Linked DNA regions of Homo sapiens: region 2 is linked to region 1. Evidence: chromatin loops called from intact Hi-C (ENCODE). Cell type or tissue: ascending aorta. All regions are shown on one strand. Links, peaks and the distances in the headings refer to the core of each region. The heading gives the core; the rest is flanking DNA. Region 1 overlaps SORBS1 (sorbin and SH3 domain containing 1). Region 2 overlaps SORBS1 (sorbin and SH3 domain containing 1).

The links. Hi-C counts contacts between places; a loop is a spot of excess contacts. Peaks named below come from ENCODE experiments on the same cell type or tissue, not always from the same donor. Only the 100,000 strongest peaks of a DNase experiment are listed, where the experiment ranks them.
Region 2: a loop joins it to region 1, with 2.1 times the contacts of the local background. A loop is called at or near these places in 4 of 110 quality-filtered maps.

Annotation. Positions count from the first base shown.
Region 1 is chr10:95,509,543-95,517,874 of GRCh38, forward strand. The region is part of intron 1 of SORBS1 (sorbin and SH3 domain containing 1); the gene reads right to left. Among named protein-coding and RNA genes, the nearest start is that of SORBS1, 48 kb to the right of the region's middle. RefSeq lists an enhancer at 1-43. In ascending aorta, for the core only: no CTCF peak of the experiment used is centred there; DNase peaks (open chromatin) are centred at 3,799, 4,739 and 8,182; H3K4me3 peaks cover 3,009 bases; H3K27ac peaks cover 8,000 bases.
Region 2 is chr10:95,442,319-95,450,650 of GRCh38, forward strand. The region is part of intron 2 of SORBS1 (sorbin and SH3 domain containing 1); the gene reads right to left. Among named protein-coding and RNA genes, the nearest start is that of SORBS1, 110 kb to the right of the region's middle. RefSeq lists a silencer at 1,354-1,648. In ascending aorta, for the core only: a CTCF peak has its summit at 3,752 (motif pointing left); DNase peaks (open chromatin) are centred at 3,103, 3,823, 4,492 and 5,680; H3K4me3 peaks cover 1,147 bases; H3K27ac peaks cover 8,000 bases.

The sequences.
Region 1 (8,332 bases), core at 272-8,271:
CCAAATAAGGAAACCTTGTCCCTCTCGGATAAGGCCTGACACCCAAGATTTTCAGAGAAGACAGGATTTTTCTTCCTCAAAAAAAAAGAAGAAAAAAAAAAAAAAAACAAGGATGAGAAGGGAAAGGAAAAGAGAACCAAATCTTCATCTTACATGGTGATAAGTTAACAGATGATGTCCAAAAGGTAGTAAAACATACAGGTTACTATCAAATGTGGAAGTAAATATCAAAAGAATCAGCTAAGATTTTAAAGTGGCTGCCACCGGGGCAGCAGGGGGCTAACGGTGACGGTGTCGGAGACTGCAGTCATGTAGAAATATTGGATTCTTGAAACTCTATGCCTGTGTAACTCTGGTAAAAATTACAAATTTTAAAAGCTAGAAGAAAGCAGGGGAAGGGCTAATATACACTAAATGCATGCATTTCCAAACTTAAGCTATAAAAAGTAAATAACACTTTAGGTAAATAATAATACTGTATTTAAATATTGTTTATCCATATGTTTCAACCAGAGCACTATATCTTAATAACTCCTTTTCTGATTAAAGTAATACTGTTCACTGTTTTTAAAAAGATAGAAAATAACTCACCCTTCCCCCCACCAAAAAAAGAAAAAATAGTCATAAAATTACCACCCAGAAAAAAACTGCTGGATGATATGAAAGTATTTCCTTTTCTCTTTTTATGTATGCATATATGTATATTCGTGTATCAATACAGACAATTTTCTTTAACTCTTTGGGCTCATCTAAAGACAATAAGGTTTTTGTCTGGGGGAGAAAAAGCTTTTTTTTTTTTGAGACAGATTCTCACTCTCCCTCCCAGGCTAGAGTGCAGTGGTGCAATCTCAGTTCACTGCAACCTCCACCTCCCAGGTTCAAGTGATTCTCCTGCCTCAGCCTCCAAAGTAGCTGGGATAACAGGCACCTGCCACCATGCCCAGCTAATTTTTGTATTTTTAGTAGAGACAGGATTTCACCATGTTGGCCAGGCTGGTCTTGAAGTCCTGAGAAAAAGCATTTTATTTTGAAGATTATTAAATAAATAGGGTCTTTGCTTCTTACAGTACCATCAGTCAGTATCAAGCGTTCATTCTAAAAGGACAGGTAGGTATGTCAGGTTGTCAAAAGTTTTTGGAAAGTGAAGGTATTACCAGGCATGGTGGCTCACACCTATAGTCTCAGCTACTGGGGAGGATCACTTGAGCCTAGGAATTTGAGACCAGCCTGGACAACACAGTGAGACTCTGTCAAAAATTTTTAAAGTGGAAAAAAAATGAAAGCGAAGATGTAATTTTTCAGAATTTCTGGACATAAATTACAGCATTAAGAGAAGATCCTTACTACAAACTGGTTCCACCTCAAATTGTGCTGTTTTCTAACTCTGCTCACAAGCCTGCTCATGCACATTTATCTCGTTCCATGCAAGCCTGTCTTTGCTTTCTCCTTCTCCCTACAACCCTACTTGTCACTAGCTTTCCTCTCCACCCCAACTTCCTGTTTTATTCCGCTCTCACACCTGTATCTTTTCTGTGCCACCTGTAACCTGATGCAATGTGGAACTAAGATCACATTCTTATTACTCCACATTTGCAGAATCGAATTAAGTGCTCCTTATTTTTAAGTTATAAACTGAAATACAAAGCCTTCTGTTTATAACTTTTCTTTTTCTTTTCCTGAGCAACAGGATCTCATGCTGTTGCTCAGGCTGAAGTGCAGCGGTAAGATCATGATTTGCTGCAGCCTCAACACCCCAGGCTCAAGGGATGCTCCATGCTCCCACCTCAGCCTCCCAAGTAACTCCAACTACAGGCATGCACCACTACACCCAGCTAATTCTACTTTTATTTTTGCAGAGATGGGGGTCATACTATGTTGCCCAAGCTGGTCTCGAACTCCTGGCCTTAATCGATCCTCCCATCTTGGCTTCCCAAAGTGCAGGAATTACAGGCATGAGTCACCACGCCCAGCCTGTTGATACGTCTGTCTCCTAAAGCCTATGTTGCTGCCTTGTTTCTTGCTTGTTTTTGTCGTTGTCGTTTCTCAACATCAAAGGCAGTTGCAGCCTTTGGGACTGAGTTGGAAACTCTCAGAAATGAGAAAAGCCCTAGCTCCTGCCTGGAGAAGCCAGTATAGACATGGAAGAGGCCTTGCATCAGGGAGAGGGTAGTTTTCTAGAGGAGAGACGGCTAGTAGGAAGAGGGCTAGTGTCAGAGCCAACTTACTCTGCTCCTGAGGTACCAGCCCAGCATCACCCCATTCAGGAGAGTCAACTGCCCCAGAAGACAAACCCAAAGCTATCAGAGCATGCTGCTAAAGAACCACCTCTTCCTCCAGCCCTCTAAGAAGGGCCTTCTCCTTTTTCTGGTCATCCAAAATGGGTCTTTCTTCACAAGGGCTTCTTTAAAAATCAGGTCACCCCCATCCTACACATACAGGATTTTTTTGTAACCTAGATGCTAGACACATGTTAAAAGAGCTGTTAGGTGCTGATCACTCTTTGAAGTGTAAGCTCTCTCTCCCAGCTCTGAGAGATCTGCCCACTTCACAGGGCTGCCCTCCAGAGCTCCAGCGTCTGATCAAAAATGACCACAGCCAGGCGTGGTGGCTCACGCTCGTAATCGCAGCACTTTAGGAGGCCAAAGCAGGCAGATTACTTGAGATCAGGAGTTCGAGACCAGCCTGGCCAACAGAGCAAAACCCCATCTCTACTAAAAGTACAAAAATTAGCCAGGCATGGTGGCGCATACATGTAGTCCCAGCTACTTGGGAGGCTGAAGGCCCAAGAATTGCTTGAACCCAGGAGGCGGAAGTTGCAGTGAGCCGACATTGTACCACTGCTCTCCAGCCTGGGCAACCAACCGAGACTGTCTCAAAAAAAAAAAAAAAAAAAAAAAAGACCAGGACAGGTCCAGGCAGGTCCAGGCACAATTCTAAGTACCATAAGAAGCTTTCTGAATCGAGGATGTAAATCTGATCTAATAATTCAGCCAACACTGCATCTACCTGTAGCCTTATCATCCAGCCCCCACATCCAATTTCAGCCACAGGTTCCTGGTTAGATGCTTTTCCGGTTAGATGCTCCCCTGAAATCAGCCCACCTGCTACTGTATCTGCAGCACATCCCTGAGTCCATGTCAAAAACAGAATCCGAGCCCTTTGACATGGCTCACGCTCCAGGAAATTAGACTGGAGTACACAGCTGTATTCTTCTTGGTAACTATTTCCAAGCCATCTACTTATGAAGATACATGGGAAAAAAAAAAAAAGGAAGACAAGGAGTGCCAAAAAGGCAGTTCAGCTTTCTCTAAAAGAAACTCAGGCAAATAGCTCCTGTTCGGGGAAACCAGTAAATTTCCAAACAGTAAGATTTCCACAAATGATATTGGCAACTTCGGGGGTCAGGGCGAAGTAGTGGACCAGTTCTCATCGAAGAGCAGCAAGATGAGACAAGTTTCACACAGTGGCAAATGTTCCTTTTGGACTTGCTTCAAACCTGTGTGTGGGCTGATTCTCCGAAATAAACAAATTCTCTTGTATAAGGTTATGCGGTGACTGAGAGGGTGAGGATTCTGATGGAAAGAAATCACCCATAAGTCACCTTTGCCTAAGCAGGAGGGTCAGTTCTGCCTGCCCTGGGTCTTGACGCAGTGAAACCTCAACAGGGATGTGGGGCGCATGTAACCCAGATGGACGGGTATACGCTACCGTTAAGTTCAACTGCACCCTTGACTGGTATGGCATTTCAGAGCATTGAGACACCTTTCGATCCAGCAAAGAGCCAATCCTGGCTCCAATCAGCACCCATGAGCCGCTGAGGGAGGCACAATGTCCCAAGCAGCAGTTGGCCAAACACACGTGAGGGAGGTGCAGCTGCCGAGCCCTTCATGTTTACCAGGAAGAAAGAGTGTTGATTTTGCAGATTTTTGATAATGTTTTCACAGCCAGTGTTATTCCCAACCCATTTTTAAATGCAATCTGAACAACACCCCTTTCCACACTGGATTCCTTGTACTTAAATGGTTCCAGCTACCTCAGGCCTGAGAAACCTATTTCTCTCTATAGACCACACATCAGTTTGGCTGAGGGAAGAACAGAGGGAAAGCAGGATTGCAAGGATGGCAGGTGCAGGGCTGAAAGAAGAAAATTAAATTCACCAGACATGGGACACCTGGGCTGAGGACCTTTACACCAAGGAGCTTAAGATCTCCCTTGGCCACATGGGACCATCTAGAAAGGACTCTTTTAAGTCTAACCATCTTTGGGTCTGTGGTTGTACTGTATTGATTCCATGTTCTCATTTTAAGTGAGCTAACGAAATGCAGCAAGCCATGAAAATTTAAAAGGACTAGAATGAATTGAGAAGTTATTTAGACTGAGAGCAAAGAACAGGCAAAGCAAGTGGCAATCTTGTTGGATAGATCTGGCATGCTACCACACAAGCAACCCAGGCTAGAAAGAGCCATTGACAAAATGCTGACAGTCTGCCCAGGCCCTTTTGAATATTGGGTTCTTGGATTATTTCCTAATTTTTTTTTTTTACACAATCTTGAACATTGACTATTATGTAGAAAAAAAGAAACATCTGAGGGGAAAAAATACATCCTCGGGAGACACAGGAAGAATGCCGTTTGAAGTAAGAATCTTTTTTCTCTCTGTCTCTGACACACACAAACTCATACACACACATTCAACTAGCCTTATGAGTCATCTTCTGCCATGACTGATGCCAGCTAACTCTGTCCTGCCAGCAACCTCTGCCACCCACTGATGCAGTGGAACAGTGTTTGACCAGCTCCCTTCCTGATGCTGGTTTATTTCTGGCTAAAACCTCTGGTTTCACTTAGGACCCAGACTTGTCTGGGGTTCCCCCTGGAAGTACTATTTGATGGCACTGATACTCAAAGCCCTATACCTAAAACATCTTTGCATCTAAGAGATACTGTGGAGATCAAGCCAATTCTAGACCCTTATTGCCATGGTTTTGATATCTGTCAAACCAGGTATCAAACAGTGGTCACTCCACCCCAGAAACATCACGGTGAACCAAGTTATCCATAATCATCGATAACTGTATGCCCAACACCATGCAGACCCCACAACCTTCATGATGCTTACAATATAATTTCAGAGATAAAATCAGCCCAATGGAAGCTAATCAGACAGCCATACAAGGCAAAAGAAAAACCAGAAGACCCATCATCATTCATAGAGAAGTTGTGAGCAGGAACCAAGTATGGGCTACAAAAGTCACTTCGACTTCAGATTCATACTGGGCCTTGAGGCAGAAGTAGAGTGTATATGAGGCAGAATATCGATGGAAGACACTGCAGGTAAAAAGACCTCTTTACAGGCCATAATGGAAACTCTGAAGCTGGCTAACCAAGAAGGCAACCATTAAGCAAGCCCCACTCCCCTCCCACACTACAGCTTCATCTCTCAAATATGGGGCATAGGCTTTCAGGCACAGACTCTAAAGAGGACAGATGTCCAAGCAGGGGCTCGTGGGCACTGGGTAGCTGGAGTAAAGTGGTATCCACTTGTCAGCAGACTGAAAAGCAGGTCCAATTCTCTTGGATTATCTCCCTAAGTATGTTTCTCAGACCCCTGCATCAGAATTTCTGCGATCTCTCCAGACCTGAGAAATTAAAACCTTTGAGGGGATAGCCAGGGAATCTGCATCTTTAGCAAGCCACTCAATATGACAGGTAAAACCCACTGACCTTGGTGGAGGGTGGGTGTGGATGTCAATTCAGGGCTATCGTGTGGCCAGACAGAGCTGAGTTGGCATTGGCGACCCTAGGTCAGGGACTGTGATGTCTGGAGTAGGGTGGAGGCAGCTACTCTGCTCCCTTGGGTCCCTCAGGACTTAATATGGCCACTGGCAGTCACCATTTCTCGGGGTGACTTTAATGATCCCACTCAATATGATCCCAAAAATACAAAAATTGCTGCTAGCCTGCTCCAGCCTGCCCTATTCTGAAATGGGGGGTAATTTTTTAAAAAGTTGTCTATCTCAACTAAGAAAGAGATTTAAGCAGAAATCACACACGGGCTGGGGGGCAGGAAGGAGTGTGGCTGGAGCAGGAAGTAGGAAATCTCTTAGGATGAGGGACAGGATATGAGACAGGATCAGCCACCCAGCCCCAGAATTAATGCGGCTGCTCCCTTTACTGCACCCTTGGAAAATCATTAGAAAGAAGATGATTTCTTTACAGAAGCCCAAGGGTGCTTGAGCTTGGATGGAGCTGAGTTAGCCTCAAGAATGAAGGAGTTCACCAGTGTGGATAGGTCTATCCAAATTTGGCCTAACGCACCCTATGAGAGAGGTACCTTCTGCACCATAAACCATAGCCCCGAGAAATGGTGACTGCCAGCGGCCATATTAAGTCCTCAGGGACCCAAGAGAGCAGAGTAGCTGCCTCCACCCTACTCCAGACATCACAGTCCCTGACCTAGGGTCGCCAATGCCAACTCAGCTCTGTCTGGCCACACGATAGCCCTGAATTGACATCCACACCCACCCCCCACCAAGGTCAGTGGGTTTTACCTGTCACTGTCTAGGTCTGAGGCACCAGCTGGGCCTGGTGGCTCCAGATCTGGGTAGTGTAGTTCTTCAGGTGTGGTCACCAGCCCAGCAGCATTGCCTGGGAACCTGTTAGAAATAAAAATCCTCTGGCCCCACCCTAGAGCTTCTGAATCAGAAATTCTGGGGGAGGGACCCAGCAATCTGTGTCTTAACAAGCCTTCCAGGTCATTCTGATCCAGCTCAAGTTTAAGAACCAGTGTGTTGTGCTATTAATAATAACATGAACCACGGTGGTAGATCAACAAAAGTAGCATCATATACACAGGCCTACAAAACACTTTCAAGTGTATTATCTTAATACATTTGATAATATATCAAATGTTGATACCCTCTTCTAATCCTAAGGCTCTGTAGTTCATTTGAATCTCACAGCAGTGCTGAAGTAGATAAGCTGCATTATCCCATTTTACAGAGGAGATTGAGGCTCAGATAGATGAAGTAACTAGCATAGATTACCCCTACCCAGAGCCCACTCATTAAAAAAGCGCACAAAAATTAGAGACTTAACTCTAAATAATTAAAAGTTACCAGCCCACACCCATTTCTCTTCCCCACGCTCCACAGGTATACTGGCCACAACAGGGGTGAAATTGACTTTCTTTTCATCTGGTCCATTGTCACTCACCTCAAGTGACTATTTCCAAGACCATCTTCCATTAATTCTGGATTTTCAATGCCTCTCTGACACAGAATTAAGACAACAGCCCTCAACCGACAAACAGGCCATGCGCCAAAAGTTCATTTTCAAGTTGGAGGGTTGGAACTCAGGTTGCATTTTCCCATGGACGTGACATGGAGATAGTTGTTGGATCCCCAGGTCAAGCCACAAAGCTGTCTCTGAGAGGGAGAGGCAGAGGACACAAGAGTGTTTGGCAATGGGCCATAGGGTTAAAATCCCAGCTTTCTAATCAGTAACCAACAGGAGACAAAAGCCCAAGTTACTTAGCCTTTCTCCGAGCCTCAGTTTCTTCGCCTGGGAATCCTAATACTGACCTTCCAGGGTTGAGAGGATTCAATGAAAATGCACACAGTTGATATTCAACAAGTGGCTGCATTGTTGTTGAACTCCTAAAGTAGAGGCCATATTCTATTTTTGCCCTGAAACCTATGCAATTGAAAAGAAATAAAATACATCTGAAATTATAACAAGACTGACTGCAAGAGGATTAACTGCCTCCTAAAGGACCAAGGAAAAGAAGGAAGGGTGTTGGGCTCAGGGGATGGCACAAGAGTCGGGTCCGGCCCTCACCCACTCCTCACACCTTTGGCCTTCCTTCAGCTCACTTGCCGCTTCTTTGGGAACCTTCCTTGGACTTCCAGCTTAGGTCAAATCTCTCTAGTACCTGCTTCAGTAGCCCCATGTACTTGCTCTTCATAGCCTTACACTGATTATAATGTTACCCTCATTTGCTTAATGCCTGTTTTCCCCACAACCTCACAAAGCCCATGAAGTCAGGGCTCAGGTCTGTTTCTGCTCATCAATGTATCTTCCCCTGGTACTTTGTCCTGTGCCTGGAACACAGTAGGTACTCAAATATTTGTAGAATGAATCACACCAGAGCAGCTGGGCAGGGAAGAGGACGTTGTGCACAGCTGACTGCACATATGTGCAGATAACAAATTGGCGGTCTGTGACTCAGGGCTACCCGGAAAAGCACACAACTCTTTTTCTGCCCCAATAAAATCAATCTGCTGCTGCCATATCACTCAGCCAAAAAGGCTGATTATTAAACGCACAAGTTA
Region 2 (8,332 bases), core at 209-8,208, 67 kb before region 1:
CCTTGAAATCAGGTAATATGAGTGATAGAGTTTAGATATTTGTCCCTGCCCAAATCTCACATTAAAATGCAATCCCCGATGTTGGAGGTGGGCGTGGTGGGAGGTGTTTGGATCATGGGGGTGGATATCTCATGGCCTGGTGCTATCTCTGCAATAGCGAGTTCTCACAAGACCTGGTCATTTAAAAGTATGTGGCACCCCCCCCCCGCACCCTTACTTATGCTCTTGTCGTGTGACACGCCTGCTCCCCCTTCGCCTTCCACCATGATGGGAAGCTTCCTGAGGCTCCCCAGAAGCCAAGCAGATGCTTCCTGTACAGTTAGCTTACAGAACTGTGAGCCAATTAAACCCCTTTTCTTTATAAATGACCCAGTCTCTGGTATTTCTTTATAGCTGTGCAAGAATGGCCTAATACAGTGAGTCTTCCAACTTGAGTTTTTTTCCAAAATCATTTTGGCTATTTTAGATCCTTTGCATTTTCATATAAAGTTTAAAACCACCTTAACAATTTCTACCTAAAAAAGTCTGTTGAGATTTTGACTGGAATCATGTTGAATCTATAGATCAATCTGTGGAAAACTAACATTTTTAACAATATTGAGTCTTCCAGTTCATGAGTATGACCTATCTCTCCCTTTTTCCAGGACTTCTTTAATTTCTCTTGGTAATGTTTTATAGTTTTTTCAAAGTACAAGTCTTGTACATACCTCGACTAATAAGGTCTTACTGAACACATCTGAAGGTCACACAATCTGAAAAACAAGTCCTCGGGATATGTAGAACCTTGATATTTCAAGTGTGGTCCACAGGCCAGCAGCATTCACATTAGCTGGGAGCTTACTGAAAACGTAGAAGCGGCCGGGTGTGGTGAGTCACACCTGTAATTCCAGCACTTTGGAAGGCCAAGATGGGCGGATCACCTGAGGTCAGGAGTTTGAGACCACCCTGGCCAACATGGTGAAACCCTGTCTCTACTAAAATACAAAAAGCAGCCGGGTGTGGTGGTGGGTGCCTGTAATCCTAGCTACTCGGGAGGCTGAGGCAGGAGAATTGCTTGAACCTGGGAGGCAGAAGTTGCAGTGAGCCAAGTTCGTGTGTGCCACTGCACTCCAGCCTGGGTGACAGAGCGAGACTCCAACTCCAAAAAATAAAAGGAAAGAAAATGCAGAAGCTCAGACTCCTGTACCTACTGAATCAGAATGGGCATTTTAACAAAATCCCAGGTGCTCCCTTTGCATTTTAAGGTGTGAGAAGCAATGATACAGAGAAAAACCCCGGTTCACGAATTCTGTAATAGGGATATGAAGATATGGTATGAAGGTCTGCAAAAGGAGACATGCTTTAGCTTTTTCTTTTAAAAAAGCTGAAGTTGGACACTGGTTTCCTTTCTGGATGGTTGCTTTGCCTTACTGTCCTTGTAATTAAGAGAGTAGAATGCTAGGGATGAAGAGGAAATCATTCAAAGTCCATCTCTGCAGCCCAAATCAGCAGGAACTTTGCCTCTGTCACTGTCAAATACATCTGAGACTATCTATGACCTTCAATAGCTGTCCCCACAGATGGTTCTCTAAGCTGTGGAAACATTTGTTCTTTCAATCGAGAAACACACAACCTGCTGTTATCTGTATGTCCTCATGTTTTCCAGTCCTAAGTTTTTGATACCTTAGTTTGCCTCCCAGGATCAAAAGTGTTGTTGTGATAGCATCCAAATGCTTTTATTTTATAAATAATTTTCATGAGCAATTGTATTAAGGTTTTTATTCCTTATTTTTATTTTTATTTTTGTTTTTGTTTTTGAGACAGGGTCTTGCACTATCACCCAGGCTTGAGTGCACTGGTGTGATCACGGCTCACTGCAGCCTCAACCTCCTGGGCTCAAGCGATCCTCCCACCTCAGCCTCCCAAGTAGCTGGGACCAGTCATGCACCACCACACCTGGCTAATTTTTAAAATTTTTATTTTGTGGAGATGGGGTCTCTCTATTGCCCAGGCTGGCCTCAACTCCTGGCCTCAAGCGATCCTCCTGCCTCAGTCTCTGAAAGTGCAGGGATTATAGGTGTGAGCTACTGCACCTGGCCTTTCCTCAATTTTTAAAGCATTATTGAAGAAATCTTTTTGTTTCCACTGTGAAGCTATCTTAACTGAAACTATTTTCATTCTTTTATAAGTTTTTTCTAGCCTTTAGATACATAAATAGCAAGTACATTATTGTAAACATAATATCTGGACAGCTTTGTGTTCTAATTTTTAAATCAAGTATTTCATGAACATTTTTCTGGGATTCTATATAGTCAGCATATCCATCATTTTAATGGCTGTATTTCATTGTAATAACACTCCATAATCCATTTACCAATTCCCTTTGTATAGTTTAATTCGTCTTAATTTAAAAAACAAGTACAAAGCACACAGCATTCTTAGGCTGGAGAAGAAATGAATGGAGATGTCTTGTGAACCAAACAAAAAGGATACCTCAACTCATACATGATAAGTAATCACCGTCATATGCGGGTAGCCCTTTGCACATTTCACATTTCTCAATATAGAAACTACTAACTTCTAAGTGTCAGCCCCCTTACTTACAAACTAACCTAAAATAGACACAGTCAGGGATAATCTTCAAAATATTTAACCATCATTTTGCCACAAATGTCTACCAACTGGAGCAGACACCAGTTGTAGCACTCTCTGGGAGGCCCCTCCCTGTGCCTGCTATTAACCATTTAATGGCTGGATGCTGAGAGGGTAGAAGGAGAATGGACCCTGGGTGTTAAGAGACTACTTTGATATTTTAAGAGCTAGTATGACGATAGTACGTGACAATGACAATGCACAGGTGAGTACCAGCTCTTGCACACGAGGACTTTTTGAGTAGCAGGTTCTGTTGTGTGTTCTCACTCTGGTGATTAAATCTGCAGCAGGTGATACTAACAAACAAGGGATAGTTTAAAATAAAATTAAAAGTGCTGAGGATGAATGGGCTGACTGAAGAAAAGGAACTGCAGCAACGGCAGCAGTGCCAAGGACAGTGCCCTGCATCCAGTCCTCCCCTGTTGTGGCAACAGCAGCAACGTCCTATCCAGACTATTCCAGGGCCTGATTCTGGCTCTGATCCCAGCCAGCTCAGCCTCCTGGAATTCCTGCCCCAGTTCTGAGTGCAGTTCTCCAACCTTCCATAAACTCCGTGAACTACCCAAGATCTTGCCAATAAATCCCTCTTCAGTTTGAGTTCACCAGAGGTGGTTTCTGGTTATCTGCCACCCAAGAACCTTGACCAGCAGAAGATGGGAGGGAGAAGTCCCCAAGGTTTCATCTGAAGAGGAGAATCTTCATTCCTCTCTCCTGACATGAGGCTGACCAGATCTGAATCCCAAGTGGCTCGGCAGTGGTTGTGTCTCTACAACCTTAAGTGCTCAGAGCCTGGGCAGTGAGGACGCATCCATGAAACTACACAAATTGAGCTTGACCGGAACACTGAAAGCTTTGAAAATCATAGTCTAGTCCCTGCTGTTTATTTAGAGATAATATGGGCCATTACAATCAGATGAGAACTTGAGAGTTTATTTTACATAAAAACCTCTAACACTTAATATTTATTTAAAAACTAAGCTGTAAAGAGCCTGATTTGGTTGAGTACATGATGGCACGTCTTTGGAATGCCTCTTACAAGTCCCCTCCAAATGAGCCAGGCACCTTTGGGTAAAAGCCAAAAGGACCAACAGTGTACCATCTAGTGGCAAAATGACACAACTGCAAGTGGGCAGTAAATTCCCCTAGTGAGTTGCAGGAACCTATGCAGTGTCACAGCTTGGGTGTGCCAGCGGGGAGTCAAACCGCCATTCCACGCTTTGAGCTGCTTGGACCTGCCGTACTTGGTCAAAGTACCATGGCATCAACACAGACATTCCACGAGAAGAACAAGATGTGAAGTGGCCAGAGTTGTTAAGAAAGCATCCAGATAATTAATCATTCCATATTGTCCCCCCTACCCCGCCAATTCCATGACCCTATAATTCTAAGATAAGTTTTGATGACACAAAGTGATTAATTACTAAAAAGCCAAAGTTATACTCATGCTTCCAGCTGAAAAACAATCAACTAAATATGGGTTGGTTACTGGGAAAGGAAAGAAGGTCCTTATATGGGTAGTTTAGGGATATATGACTAGGAAGAAATTGAGCATGTCTGTAAAAATGAATTCAAGGTCCTGCAAAGGTTCTTGGAAAACAAACAGCCTTTAAATCTCCTAGCCAGCATGCTCCAGCTTCTCCTATGCACTATGGTGTTTTGCCTCCATAGCTCCCCCATCCCCAACAATAGATTGTAAATATCTGGAAAGGAAAACTGCATCATCCTCAGCACTGGACATGCAGTAGGTGCTCAGTCACGGCCTTTGCTCTCGCCTCTGTTTAACCTTCGGAACCTAACTTCAGAGTCTTACCTTCAAGATAATCAAGAGCCTCCTTAACTCCACCATGGCTCCTTAAAAGGGAGCCAGCTCCCCACTTGAACAAAATGCTGGTTATGCCTTAGCTTTAAAATCTAATCTTGGGCCGGGCTCAATGACTCACACCTAGAATCCCAGCACCTTGGGAGGCCGGTGCTTGAGGTCAGGAGTTCAAGACCAGCCTGGACAACATGGTGAAACCCCATCTCTACTAAAAATACAAAAATTAGCCGGGCATGGTGGTGGACGCCTGTAGTTCCAGCTGCTCTGGAGGCAGAGGCAGGAGAATCACTTGAACTCGGGAGGCGGAGGTTGCAGTGAGCTGAGCTCGCACCACTGCACTCCAACCTGGGTGACAGAACAAGCCTCTGTCTCAAAAACAAAAACAAACAAACAAAAAAAAACAAAAAAACCCAGTCTGGTACTGGGTGCCATGGCTCGTACCTGCAATCCCAGCACTTGGGAGGCTGAGGCAGGCAGACTGCTTGAGTCTGGAGTTCAAGACCAGCCTAGGTAACATGGGGATGCCCTGTCTCCACCAAAAATACAAAAATTAGCTGGGTGTGGTGGTGCACGCCTGTAGTCCCAGCTACTCTGGAGGCTGAGGTGGGAGGGTCACTTGGACCCAGGAGGCCTCAGAGGTTGCAGTGAGCCAAGATTGCTCACTGCACTCTAGCCTGGGTAACAGAGTGAGACCCTGTATTTAAAAAAAAAAAAAAAATCTAATCTGGGACTTGATTTTATATACGTACAGCTACTTCCAACAGCTTGAAAAGAATAGAGACAGCGCACAGAGCCCCAGAATAAATGCCTGGCCTTATTTCTTTGTACTTTGCAGATCCACTAGCAGAGCCACGTTTCTCCAATTTTTCAACAGCTCCTTCTCTTCTCAATCTCTATTAATGTCACTTCTCTTCAAATGCACCCTCTACATTATTGCAAAGGGTGCAGAAGGCTCTTCAGAAAGCCAGAAAGGATAAACACTGAGTCGCTGATACTTCCGTTCAAGGGGAAGAAAGTGGGATAAACTTGACCCTGACATTAACTTCAGTCTAGAATCCCATGACACTCCTGGGAGCTCAGAACACAACAAGCACGAAGTTTCTGTAAAAAGACCAATGTTTCTGGAGAGGGAGCAATAGGAAAACACATCAGAAAGGCCATCCTCCACATCCTCTCATTTCCTCCTGGAGTCCCTCCAACTCAGTTTCCGTTCTAACCAATTATCTGAAATGGCCTTCAGAAAGACTTCCAGTGCACACGCATGGCCAAGTCCAACGGTTTCTGCACTGGTCCAGGCTTCACTGATCTTTCCACTGCATTTAAGACAGTTAACTCCTTCCTCCTCCCCACACTTTCTGGTCTTGATTTCTAAGTGTCACTGTAAACTGATTTACACTGGGCCATGAGGATCCTTCTAGAACAGGGCCTCTGCAGTTCTTCAGGAGTTTAGGGAGCCAGAGGGCCCTCAGCTGGTCTTTATTCTGTTCCAACTACATGCTCACTTCTTTAGAACCAGAAGCATCTATATAGGTTACCCAGCCCATTTTCCTGGTTTTCCAGCTGTGTTGGAAGGAGGTTCCATGAGCCCCCTCCAGCCACTGTGCTGGCACCCACCTATGCACTCCCCAACTTTCAATTCAACCTGGGTCAAATTTCAATGGGGAAAAAAACTCCGCAGGGCTCCTATACACTCAGAGGGGTTGGCTGGGCAGTATGGCAGGCAAGGGAAAGGCAGCAAGGCTTCCGGAAAGAATATTATATCTAAAACACAGGCCTGATGATACAGCTCAAAAACATTTCTTTAGTACCTACTTTGCACCCAGGAAAGTGCTTGGCCCAGGGGAGACCAACATGATCAGACAGGATTGCTGTCTTTGAGGCCAACACAGGGCTGTAGGGTGGCAGATGTGGTCCATTTAAATATAGTACAATGGGATAACCCTTCTGCTAGCAATCTGGCTTAAGTGTCATGGGAGCACAAAAGGAAAAGGAATAAATTCTGCATGACAGAGAGAATAAGGAATGAATAAATACCAAAATTTTCCAATGTTCAATGACATACCTTCTAAAATCACCTCAAATGTCACACTTTTGGAAACACTGATCTAAAAATTCAAGTCCTAATTTAATGTGCCATAAGACCCTGCAGGATCATGTCCCAGTTATTTTTCCAGTCTCATCTCCCTCACATCCTCCCATGAGCCCTAAACTCCACATGTACCACACTTGCTATTCCTACTGAATTCTGACAAGAGTTCCCATTTCTAAGCCTTTAACCTTGTTGCTTCCCACTAATGCCCTTTCCCTCATCTCCCCAAATTTAAGGCCAATCCCAATAGCCAGATGCATTGGCCCAACAAAAACTAAAGGTTTTTATTTTCATCTACTTTTTATTTTATTTTATTTTCTGTAGTTACACTGGCTAGAAATAGTTTTGGTTTTGATCCCTATTAAAAGTCATGAAGATGAAGAACTCTTTTATTTTGGAGACAGAGTCTTGCCCCCTCATCCAGGCTGGAGTGCAGTGGCACAATCTCGGTTCACTGCAACCTCCACCCCCTGGGTTCAAGTGATTCTCGTGCCTCAGTCTCCTAAGTAGCTGGGATTATAAGCACGTGCCACCTTGACTACTTTTTGTATTTTTAGTAAAGATGGGGTTTCACCATGTTGGCCAGGCTGGTCTTGAACTCCTGACCTCAAGTGATCCACCCGCCTCGGCCTCCCAAAGTGCTGGGATTTACAGGCGTGAGCCACCACACCCAGCCAAGAACTCATTTTAATAAGACCTATTTATGATCACAATATTCAGAAAGCCCATGCCCAAACTCCACTACCAATATCAAACTCTCGTTCCAGGTCCATGCCAGAGAAGGGGCAGATCTGGAGCTAGAACATTCACCACCAATAAATCTGCAATCATTTTTTTTTTTACCTTTTATACTTGAGTGGAGCTTTTAAATAAATATAAAATGTTGACTTCCAACCCAATAAGCAAATTCAGCCCCCCAAACAGTTTCAAGTCTTATAAATGCAGTATTATTTGTGCTTCAAACAACAGAATTTAGGGGATAATTTGTAATTATATATTACATTGTCTAACATATTAAAATGCATGGCTTGCAGCAAACAAGATAGACGGGTTAATATCCTTAATCTAATGTAATCATACTAATTGCCAAGAAAAATATTTTTAGATACGTGAAGAAATGATTCCCAGAAGACAAAATGCAAATAATAAACAAATCTATGAGAAAACGTTTACTTAACCCAACTAGTTAAAAAATATATTAAAATAATGACTAACCATTTTTTCTACTTCTTATATTAGTCCAAAAATTTTTTAAAACTAACAATGTGGGCAAATGCAAAGACATTGGCTTTTTCCTACACAGCCAATGACACTACATTTTTATCATTATCTTCAGCAATACACACCAAGAGCTATGCACCTCGTATCCCTGTGCTTTAGGAGAATCTAGTCTAAAGAAAGAAGCTTGAATGACAATAATGCTATACATACAGAGATGTTTACCATAGCTTTATTAGTAATAGTGAAAGCCTTGAAATCCTCTGGTGTTCAATAACACAGGGGCTAATTACCTGACCACATACCCACTGTGGGGACTGTTGAACAGTTATGAGAATAACTAACATAGACCATACAACATGGGAAAAGACTTCTCGTAAGATTAGGTGACTACAGCAGGGTATAAGTCTGTGTGACATTTGTGATTACAATTTTTTTTTTTTTTGAGATGGAGTCTCACTCTGTTGCCTAGGCGGAGTGCAGTGGCACGATCTCTGCTCACTGCAACCTCTGCCTCCTGGGTTCAAGCGATCCTCCTGCCTCAGCCTCCTGAGTAGCTAGGACTACACGCACAC